2 separate regions of the Homo sapiens genome follow, and region 2 is linked to region 1. A link is a loop called in an ENCODE intact Hi-C map of the cell type or tissue named here. Cell type or tissue: heart left ventricle. All regions are shown on one strand. Each heading gives the region's core, and the rest is flanking DNA. Links, peaks and the distances in the headings are about the cores only. Region 1 overlaps GALNT8 (polypeptide N-acetylgalactosaminyltransferase 8). Region 2 overlaps CCND2 (cyclin D2).

Region 1 (5,378 bases), core at 294-5,293:
CTGGGCCCAGTTCAGCACTAGGATTCCCCTAATAGTTGCCTAGACTGCCTTTCAGGCTTACTTAGAGACTCAAAGCACTTTAGCCTGGTGGCAAGGTTTGTGGGAACTCAAGGTCCTACTTCTGGGATCAGTGATTTCCCTCTGGCTGGGGCTGGTTTAAATGCTCCCTCTTTGGGTGGGCATCAGCTGAGTTTGGTTCAGTTTTCCTTTCTGCTCTAACAGGACAGCACTGAGTTGAGTGCCTCACGATTGCTGTGCTCTTCCTCCCCCAACACACAGAAATGCTGTCTACACCATGCTGCAGCTACTGGGGATGGGGGAGGGGTAGCATCAGTGATTCGCTACTGTCCTTTCTACCTCTTCAGTGCCTTTTTCAGCAATATGAAGTTAAAATATGAGTACTGTGAGTGCTTAACTGATTTTTGGTTCTTATGAAGGTGCTTTGCTTGTGTAAATAGTGGTTAAATTTGTATCCTTGTCAGGGGGATGATTGGTGGAGCCTTCTAGTCAACCATCTTGCTCCACCACTTCTCCCAACCTGAATTTTTGTGCTCTATAAGGGAATTCAGGATGCAAACCAAGAAAAATAGAGAAATTACAAGTGCAGATTCAAGATATGTCAGTGTATTGGTTAACTCTTGCCAAAAAATGTCACGCAATAAATCAACCCAAACTCAGTGCCTTAAAGCAGCAATAATCAATTCTCACAGATTTGCAGATCCAGCTGGCTTGGATGGAGTGGCCGTGTTCCACATGTGTTCACTCTGGGGCTCAGGCAAATGTGGGATAGCAGCTACCTAGGACAGAAAGCTCTTCTTACGGTGTGTAAGAGGGCAAATGGGACCATGTGAAGTCTCGTAAGGCCTAGGTTTAGAAGTAGCAAACTATTTCAGAGTAAGTCACATGGCCAACCCTGAAATGGTGTGAAGAATTAGGGCCAATAAATTTCATGAATCAGAATCAATTTAGAAGAGATTTTGTGGATAAAATATCATTTCCACAGTATCTCTTTTACCTTTTTGGTGTAATCTACAGGGCCTCATTAGAAGGGGCTGGCCCGGGGGTTTGTGATTGTTCTTGGTAGTTCATCTTTTTTCATCTTCCAGCCTAAGGCCGAACTCTTAAAAGAGGCAATGGAAAGTAGTCGAAATTACACAGGTGTTGGAGACAGACAGACTTAAGTCAAAATCCTGCTTTGCCTCTTAAGAGTTTTTGTGCAACATACAAGCCCTCTAAGCCATACCTGCTGCATTAAGCACCTAGTATGGTGAGTGACATATGGTTTACACTCAATAAATGTTTAACGGTAAAAATGACAATAATAAGAATGTCAGGGTGGCATTGTAACAAACACTGACCCTGAGTTGTAATGCTGTCTCTGCTAAGTCACTGTGGACTAAGCTTCTATAAGATGACCTTTTTTCCCCCTCCAAGCCCTGAAATTCTGTGCTTGTGACAAGGTGATCTCTGATCCACTGTGGTGTCTGGAGGAACAAAGTAATTTCCCATCTAGAGTTTATTTCATTCCACTGTCTTTAATTTCTTTCTAACTGAAACTGATGACCCCATAGCCATGTACTGTACCCAGTAAGGACCCACTCAGGACTCCACATTTAATGTTAACAAATGAATTTTGAGTCTTTTCTGGGTTATACCTTAAGCCATAATCATTCTTTGGCAGAGAAAACTAACCTTTTTTGGATGGTGGTTGATGTGGTTAGGCTTTGTGTCCGCACTCATATCTCATCTTAAATTATAATCCCCATAATCCCCATGTGTCAAAGGAGAGACCAGGTGGAGGTCATTGGATCATGTCGGGGGGGTTTTCCCCAGGTGGTTCTCCTGATAGTGAGTGAGTTTTCACAAGATCTGATGGTTTTATAAGTGTTTGGTAGTTCCTCCTGCGTTCATTCTCCTTCCTGCTGCCTTGTGAAGAAGGTGCCTTGCTTCCCCTTTGCCTTCTGCCATGATTGTAATTTTCCTGAGGCTTCCCTAGCCATGCTGAATTGTGAGTCAATGAAACCTCTTTCCTATAAGTTACCCAGTCTCAGGCAGTTCTCTATGGCAGTGTGAAAACAGACAAATGCAGTGGTCTGATCAGTTTTCCCATTTGTGAAATGAAGAGAAGCATTTTGTTTAATGTACCTCATAAGAATGATGGTACAGTCACAATGTAATAATGAATTTGATATAATTTTATAAAGATATTAATTAGAATGCTCATTCAGCTTCTCTGACAGAGGCTAAAATAACAGAAGCTTCAACATGATAGAAATTAATTTCTCTTTCCTATAACAGTTTGAACATAAGCAGTTCAGGATTGATATGGCAGCTCTAGGGTGATAGGGGCCAAGACTTTTATTTGGTGGTCCTGCCACACTCAACACCATATTTGTATTCTAGCCAGTAGGAAGATAAAAGGGGGAAAGAGAGAGAGCAAGCTCTTTCTTTTTAAGAGCACTACCTGAAAGTTGTGTATATTATTTCTTTTCACATTCTGTTGGCCATTACCTAGTTACATGGCCACACCTGTGTGCAAAGGAGTCTGGGAAATATAGATTTTAGTTACTGGGTTATGTGCCCAGATGTTTCTTCTATCACTGTAGATATAGAGCAGAATCAGAATAGACACTGGGAGTACAGGTACTGTCTAACACAAAAAATATAAATGCAAAAATAATAACTTTATTTACGGTACTTAGCAAAGTCTTGAGGATGACCCTAGTTACACTGTGGCTAGGTTTTCTTACCTACCAGAGCTTTAGGTGAATTCCCCAATTCTTCAACTTAAGACCCAAAGCCCTCATTATTTCTGAGTTCCTGATGCTTTGTTCTCTCCTTCTGCACCTAGGCTGAGTCTCTCTGTTTTCATTCTCCCAAACACACACAGAACACTGCCATTTCAGTTTCTACAAGACATTCTTTCTTTTAATATTTTGTGATTTTTAAAATGGACTTTGCTTAAAATATAGGGTCATCCTTTTCCTTTTTTTTTGGATCAAGCAGTTCTGCCCATATCCAGCTTCTTGGTTTGTGTGAGACTATTTGCCTTTTAAAACATCTAAGTACTTATTAGGATTTTTCTCCAGTAGCAGATCTTGAACATCAGAGCTGCATGGAGTGCTTTATTCTGACATCTAGTGGCCATGACAGGGATGGTGCTCATCAATGTGTGTAAATGGAGATGATGGGTAGGAAAGGTTAAGAAGGGAGATGATGGGTAGGAAAGAAAAAACAGCATTTGTTGAGCACCTTGTATATTTCACACACTGTGCCAGAACTGAACATGTAACTTCCTGGGCTCACAATGCAGCTCTGTCATTTACTAGCTGGTAAACATGGGCAGGTTACTTAAAGGGAGATACCTGTATGGTGAGGACTAAATTTATGCAAAGTGTTAGGACAGCATATGGCACAAAGTAATATATTATTATCAGCAGAAGCTTAATGTCTCTGTGTGTGTGTGTGTGTGTGTGTGTGTGTGTGAGAGAGAGAGAGAGAGAGAGAGAGAGAGAGAGAGAGAGATGATGGAAGGAATTTGGCAAGTGGGAATAAATTTGGAGAGCAGAGTTTGAAAACTTTTGGGCAAAGCTAATTATGGGCATTACTTCATAAACGGCAATCTTTTTTTTTTTTTCTTTTGAGACAGAGTCTTGCTCTGTTTCCCAGGCTGGCGTGCAGTGGCGCAATCTAGGCTCATTGCAACCTCCACCTCCCAGGTTCAAGTGATTCTCCTGCCTCAGCTCCTGAGTAGCTGGAATTACAGGTGTGCACCACCACACCAGGCTAATTTTTGTATTTGTAGTAGAGACAGGGTTTCACCATGTTGGCCAGGCTGGTCTCAAATTCCTGACCTCAAGTGATCTGCCTGCCTCGGCCTCCCAAATTGCTGGGATTACAGGCATGAACCACCACACCTGGCCTCAGCAATCTTGACTTTTAACTTGAATTTAAGATTTCTTATGATAACAGTTAATTTTTCTCCCTGAATTCACGTGAGTTGAAAACCTCCATCAGCTAGGAAAATTGGAGTAAGGTAATATTTGGATTTTTGAATGTTTGGCTAGAGAGAATAATAATATCTGAGTGCAAGCTGGATGTAACCTCCACATGATTCTGGGGGCCAATGAGGAGAGCCAGAGAAGGATAATGAAAGAAAATGTGCACTTCAGGTTATCTCAGAGGCTGCCATAACTGATTCCTTGTTACATCATTTAATCCCAGTGAAAACCCAAATAGTGGCTGTGCCCTTATAGCAGATGAATAAGTTGAGGGTCAACTTATTCCATCATTGCACACCTGGCAGCTAGAGGCAAAACACTCTAGCTGCCAGGTGTGCAATGATGGAACCAGAATTTGAACATAGGTCAGTCTGATTTCAAAGCCTTGCTTTTTTTTCTTTTTTTTTTAGTCCATTGTTCTGGCAAATAGGGTGCAAAGGAAGGGGAATCTAGGGTTTTAAGAAGTGAAGAAAAGGATGAAAACAATTTGAAAGTCAGATAATGAGACTGACTACTCAGTTGGACACTCTTGATAAGTTAACTGAACCGCCGTGGCCTAAGCTACACACTGTTATCTCAGGTGCTCCCATTGGCATGAGCGTGGTAGGTTGCTAGCCACTGCTATGGGCTAATTACCTTCCAGAAACTGCATCTCACTTAGGCAACCGTGAAGAGAAGACACAGGAGACATCACGTCGATCCAATATGATTAAATAGTCCTATTAGCTACTGAGATGAACATAATATTTTCTAAGCTCAATATTAGAATGTGTGTTTTGATTAGTATGTTTTGTACCCATCAGGATGGTAAAAATGAGTATTTGTAATTGGGTCATAAGGCATTTGGTCAAGTTATGCAAATTAGTTATCTATTGCTGTATAACGATGTTATCACCAGCTTAGTGTTTTAAAGCAAGATGCATTCATTATTTCACAGTTTCTGCGGGTCAGAGGTCCATGCACAGTTTAGCTGGGTCTTCTGTAAGGCTGCCATCAAGGTGTCAGCCAGAGTTGGGTTCTCATCTGGGCTCCACTGGGGAAAGATCTGCTTTCAAGCTCACATTATTGTTGGCAGCATTCAGTTCCTTGAAGTCTTCCAGGCTGAGGAAGCATTCAGTTTTATGCTGGGTATCAGTTGGAAGCCACTCTTAATGTCTTCCCTTTTTATGTGTTAGCTGACAGCATGGCAGCTTCCTTCTTCAAAGCCAACAAAAGAGAGCATCTCTTGGCAAAATGGACCCTCCAATCTTATGCAGTGTATTCATGATCCATGTAATCAAGCACATCCTGCCATCCTTGCCATATTCTGTTGGTTAGAAGCAGGTCACAGGCCCACACTCAAGGGGAGGGGATCAGGCAAGGCTGTAGACACCAGGA
Region 2 (5,378 bases), core at 194-5,193, 450 kb before region 1:
TTACAGTATCCAATGTCTTTTGACAGGTGCCTGTCCTTGAAAAACAAAGTTTCTATTTTTATTTTTAATTGGTTTAGTTCTTAACTGCTGGCCAACTCTTACATCCCCAGCAAATCATCGGGCCATTGGATTTTTTCCATTATGTTCATCACCCTTATATCATGTACCTCAGATCTCTCTCTCTCTCCTCTCTCTCAGTTATGTAGTTTCTTGTCTTGGACTTTTTTTTTTCTTTTCTTTTTCTTTTTTTTTTTGCTTTAAAACAAGTGTGATGCCATATCAAGTCCATGTTATTCTCTCACAGTGTACTCTATAAGAGGTGTGGGTGTCTGTTTGGTCAGGATGTTAGAAAGTGCTGATAAGTAGCATGATCAGTGTATGCGAAAAGGTTTTTAGGAAGTATGGCAAAAATGTTGTATTGGCTATGATGGTGACATGATATAGTCAGCTGCCTTTTAAGAGGTCTTATCTGTTCAGTGTTAAGTGATTTAAAAAAATAATAACCTGTTTTCTGACTAGTTTAAAGATGGATTTGAAAATGGTTTTGAATGCAATTAGGTTATGCTATTTGGACAATAAACTCACCTTGACCTAAATTATCTGGCCGTTTTTGACTTATTTATAAACCAGCAGTCCTCAGAATGGAATACACTTGTCTCATGTCAGAACTGTTTCATGCCGCTGCAACATTTGGCAGTGGCATAAAAGACACATTCTAACCTGGAATGGAATCTACATGTGCCTCTGTGTTATGGCGGTACAAGTCATTGTTGACATTGCTAGGGGACGAGGGGTGCCTATGCAGCCAGCTTATAAGCTAGAAGCCTCAGTCCACCTTCAGAAGGTGGGTACATCACAGACACTATGACTGGTCCTCAGAGGATCGTCCCTGATTGTTGCCAGCTACTCATTCTGGGCTGTGAGGAAGCATCTCCTGGCATGAGAGGTACCAGAAGCCTGCGGTGCCATCTCCAGAGTCTAGGGAGTCTCTGGGAACCCTGCCCCTGCAGCTTTCCTGGCTCCTGCCTGCTGTTCTTCGTGGCTCCCACCTGATTTCTGATCCTTCCTGCACCCCTCTTCTGAGACACAGGCCACAACTACCTTTGCTGGAGTCTGGAGAAGCAGAGCCTGGGAATGGGATGTGACAGTCTCCGTACTGCTGAAATGAATTGCCAGGCCCTAGGCCCAGCTGCTCTTGGACCTTAGCTCAGACCAGCTTCTTTCCCGAGAGTGATGGGTGTGCAGAAGACAAGGGCCTAATGAACACTTTTTTGTGTGTTTTGTTTAGAAACAGGGTCTTGCTGTGTCCCCCAGGTTGGAGTGCAGTGGCACAATCCCAGCTTGCTGCAGCCTCACACTCCTGGGCTCAAGCAATCCTCCTGCCTCAGCCTCCCAAGTAGCTGGGATTACAGGCGCCCACCACCACGCCCAGTTAATTTTTTTATTTTTTGTACAGATTTTTTGTATAGCTTTGTTGCACAAGCTATAACAGACATTTTGATGTTACTGTAAAATTAATTTTTTCCAAAGTTCCTTGTCTGGAAGTCATCGAAGGCTGTTTTCCATTTTAATTCTGACCTGAGTTGTAAACAAGATTTAAAACTGGCCGTTGGGGAAGTCCAGATTAAGATATTCCAGGCTGATCTCAAGTAACTTCACTTAATAGGACTTTTAAGCTTACAAGGACCCTAGAAATTCCCCTTTGTTCCCATTCCCCTTGACATCCGCCATTCTTAGCGACAAATGGGGGTAACTTTTTTCTTGGGTTTCTGCCTAGTGAAGTCTGCTGGCCTCCTGGGAGTTTCAAGGGCCTCTGGTTGCCATTCTTAACCATCCTTGGAATTCTCTTTGGCATGACATAATGTCCAACTGGGTTCCTCTCCCTCCCTTTCCCTATCTTTTTGCTCTGTAGGATCAATGCTATATCTGTTTATAGCATGACAACTCCACTCCCTCTCTCAAATGCCACCCAGCAACACTGCTGGGCTTCCCCCATTCTGAACAATGGATGTTTTAAGGGCGGGAAGAGCAGATGAAGCACACAGCCGAGCAGTGAGAAATCTGACTGTCCCATCTACGCTCTTTCAGACCCAGATCATCTTATAACTGGAAAATCTCAAACTTGGAAGTGCCTTTCCTGAAAGTGGCCATTAAAAATGCAATGAAGACCTGGAAATCCCCGATCTTTTGTGCGTGTTCAAGGGAGTGCTTTTGTATCTCTAATGACTTTCTAAGATTTGGAGCTTTTATTTAGTATGCAGAGGTATCCCCAAAATTCACCTTCCCAGTTGGCTTAGCAGTAATACTGTCAAAATACTGACACGAAGCAAGTACTCAAAAGCTGAATATTACACCAGATTACTTCCCTGCTCTCCTGGCAATTACAGCAACAGCAAAAATGCTGTGGACAGAGTAGGGAGATTCAGAGTATCAAGGTAAGCCTAGTACTCACAGCCGATGTGTTATGTGGGGCCTGTACTGAGCCTTTAAGGAAAAGCACAGAAAAAAACAGGACACACAGGCCTATGAAATAGCAGAGAGAAACAACAGCAAATGCAAATGAGTCTGGGGGGAAATCGATGCTAAGGTGTGGGAGGGGGCCCTTGCAGAGGAACAGGTTTCCTCAAGCAAGTGAGTTTTAGGAAAACACTTTTGTTAGGAAGATCATGTGGGTCAGCATAGTTTGGAAACGGAAACAGAGTGTGACCTTTTCCAAAAATAAAAGGGATGGGAAGTAATTTTTTTTTAAATGAAGGGAAAATATTCCACACAATTTAATAGATTTTAAACAATATAAACACAGATGTTAGGCTTGTGAAACAGGATAAGCACAGCCACAAACATTGATTTGGGATTACCACCCACCTAATTTCTCATGAGGCTTAAAGAAAGAAGGCTGGACGCTTCAATATGACTGGTGGCTTTCCTTGTCTTTGGGCTCTGGGGGCCTCCCCGTGCTGGAGGGGCGGATTCCATCCGCTCGGACCACAGGCTCAGTCAAACAGAACTGGGCGGCCTGAGAAAGCAAGACCAGCGCCCCTGCCTCTGTCTCATTGTCCCCCTGAAGCTTTGAGTTTATGCTTCAAGCTTTGAGTTTACTCATTATTATGGTTTCTTTCATGCTGATTCGCTCGGAGGACCCTGGCCCTTCTGCTGCGCTCACCGCCGCCGCTCTGGTAAATGACTGTCCGCATGGTTTCAACATGCAGTTCTTCCTGCGAAGTCCACTAGGTGGTACTAATGCCACGGACAGGATCACTCACAAGGAAACCCAGAGCCAGCCGGGTGTAGGTTGCCTCTGCCCTGCACGGAAGGGAACACCTCCCTCCAGCAGACAGCACTGGAGCAGCACCCCCGCCTCCGCCATCTCCCCAGGGCAGCCTGGGGAAGGAACGTCAGGCCTTTCCCGTCCACACCTGGCGCAGTTCCCTCACCTGCTTCTCTCACTACCGCCACATCGTGACTCCATCTGGGGTGGCTGGTGCTGGTTCATCACCTTCCCTGACTCTTCAGTGACTAATCCAGAGATGGCACACTGGCAGCTTACAGACCAAATCCAGCCTGCAGACATAATTAGCTTGACTCCCACAGTGATTGAAACTGTCTTGGATTTACTTGCCAATACAAGATGAGAGCTTTCACATAAAAGTCAGGATTGTAACGACTCTTGGGAGATTTAAGTCCTGGCAACCACAGGCCCGCGAGGCCGCGAGGGCTGCAGCTGAGTGTGACTGGCCCCTTTCTCTACCCTCTGCCCACCCCACAACCGACTGAACCCGCTGCTCTCTTTTACGGCGCCTGCCAGTCGGCTTAGGGCTTACAGCTCTGCAGCCTAACCTGTGTCTGTTTTACCTCCCTGGCCAGGAAGGAGGGCCCAGTAAGTCCCAAGTGGAGTCATCCTCCTCCAACCCTCTCCACCACAAACAGACCTGGAATACTTCTTTCAGTTTGTGGACCATAACCTCTCCTTCTCAGACGAAGAAAGACCGTACTGCCTCAGTAAGCATTAAGATCTCTTTATGTCTTTATGAGTTTTTAGTTATCAGATTACCCCGGGGCTGGGCCAGATTTTTGAAATTCCTTTGAGATCCCAACATTCAGCCCCACGCCCAGGTCTGCAGGTAGGCCCAAATAAGGTGGGGTGGTAAAGATCTGCTTTTTGTTTTTTGGTTTTCTTTTCTTTTGTTTCTGGAGATAGGGTCTTCCTTTGTCTCTGAGGCTAGAGGGCAGTGGCGTGATCACAACTCACTGCAGCCTCAACTTCCCAGGCTCAAGTGATCCTCCCACCTCAGCCTCCCAAGTAGCTGGGACAACAGGCATGCACCACTACATCTAGATTGTTTTAAAAAATGTGTTATAGAAACAGTGTCTCACTATGTTGCCCTGGCTGCTCTCAAACTTTGGGCCTCAAAAGATCCTTCCCACCTCAGCCTCCCAAAGTGCTGGGTTACAGGTGTGAGCCACTGTGTCCAGACAGCTTTTCCTGCTTTTGTTTGTCTGGAGAGTCATTTTTAGTGCTCCTGGCACCATGGAGATTCCATGAGAAGACAAACCTGTGAGATTTCTATATTTGTTGAAAAAGTGCAAATCTCTGTGGCTATGTTTCGGTCAACCCATTCACTGAAAATCGCTACTCTTCATCATCCCCTTCCCACACAGGGCTCCTGGGCACTGCTCGTTTATTCAACAAATGAGGGCTGGGTACGTGCCTGGTGCTCCGTATGGGACCCCTCATTCAACAAATGTGTCTCAGTACTTGCTTTTCCAGGGATGAGATCTCTGCTCTCCTTGATCTCAAAGGCTAAAGACAGAGACAGATAAAAAGACAACTGCTACTTGGTGGTTGGCCCAGAATACAAGTGCTCTATGCTCTGCTCTGGAATGCCCCCCCGGCCACCCACTCGCTTTGTAACCTTGGGCTCATTACTTAGCCACCCAGCAACTCACAGTAAACTCAGTGACTTAGTTTTTTCATCTGTGAAATGGGGTTTTGTAGTTTTGAAAGAGCTTTCCACAAGCCTCTCCTATAATCCTTTTATAACTCTGGTGAATTTGGTACCTTGTTTTGTAGCTAAGTGAATGGAGGGTCACACGGCTCACTTGGCTTATCACAAAGAGTTAGGCTAGGACTGGATCCCAGATGTGTCTGAATTCAAATATCATGCATCTTCTGCTACACTGGGCTACTTTATTGATCCATATTTTGCTTACTGAGCATTGAGCTGAAAGAGTGAGACTTTTAGCCCAGTGTGGGCAGGAAGGTTGCAGGGGGTGGGGGGGGTTGGATGATGACATCACTTAGTGAAATCATCAGGGGATAGTTTTTTAATGAAGACAAAGTCAATGAAGAAAGTAAAGGGCCTTGTCATCTAAGGAGG

Evidence for each region. Hi-C counts contacts between places; a loop is a spot of excess contacts. Peaks named below come from ENCODE experiments on the same cell type or tissue, not always from the same donor. Only the 100,000 strongest peaks of a DNase experiment are listed, where the experiment ranks them.
Region 2: it touches region 1 in a loop (10-fold over the local background); 12 of 110 quality-filtered maps call a loop at or near these places.

Annotation. Positions count from the first base shown.
Region 1 is chr12:4,755,153-4,760,530 of GRCh38, forward strand. The region is part of intron 6 of GALNT8 (polypeptide N-acetylgalactosaminyltransferase 8); the gene reads left to right. Among named protein-coding and RNA genes, the nearest start is that of GALNT8, 37 kb to the left of the region's middle. RefSeq lists a silencer at 2,991-3,285. In heart left ventricle, for the core only: a CTCF peak has its summit at 3,150 (motif pointing left); no DNase peak of the experiment used is centred there.
Region 2 is chr12:4,304,758-4,310,135 of GRCh38, forward strand. It overlaps CCND2 (cyclin D2), which reads left to right. Exons shown (of 5, transcript NM_001759.4): 5 at 1-596. Among named protein-coding and RNA genes, the nearest start is that of TIGAR, 14 kb to the right of the region's middle. In heart left ventricle, for the core only: CTCF peaks have their summits at 3,232 (motif pointing right) and 3,439; a DNase peak (open chromatin) is centred at 3,294; H3K4me3 peaks cover 234 bases; H3K27ac peaks cover 1,927 bases.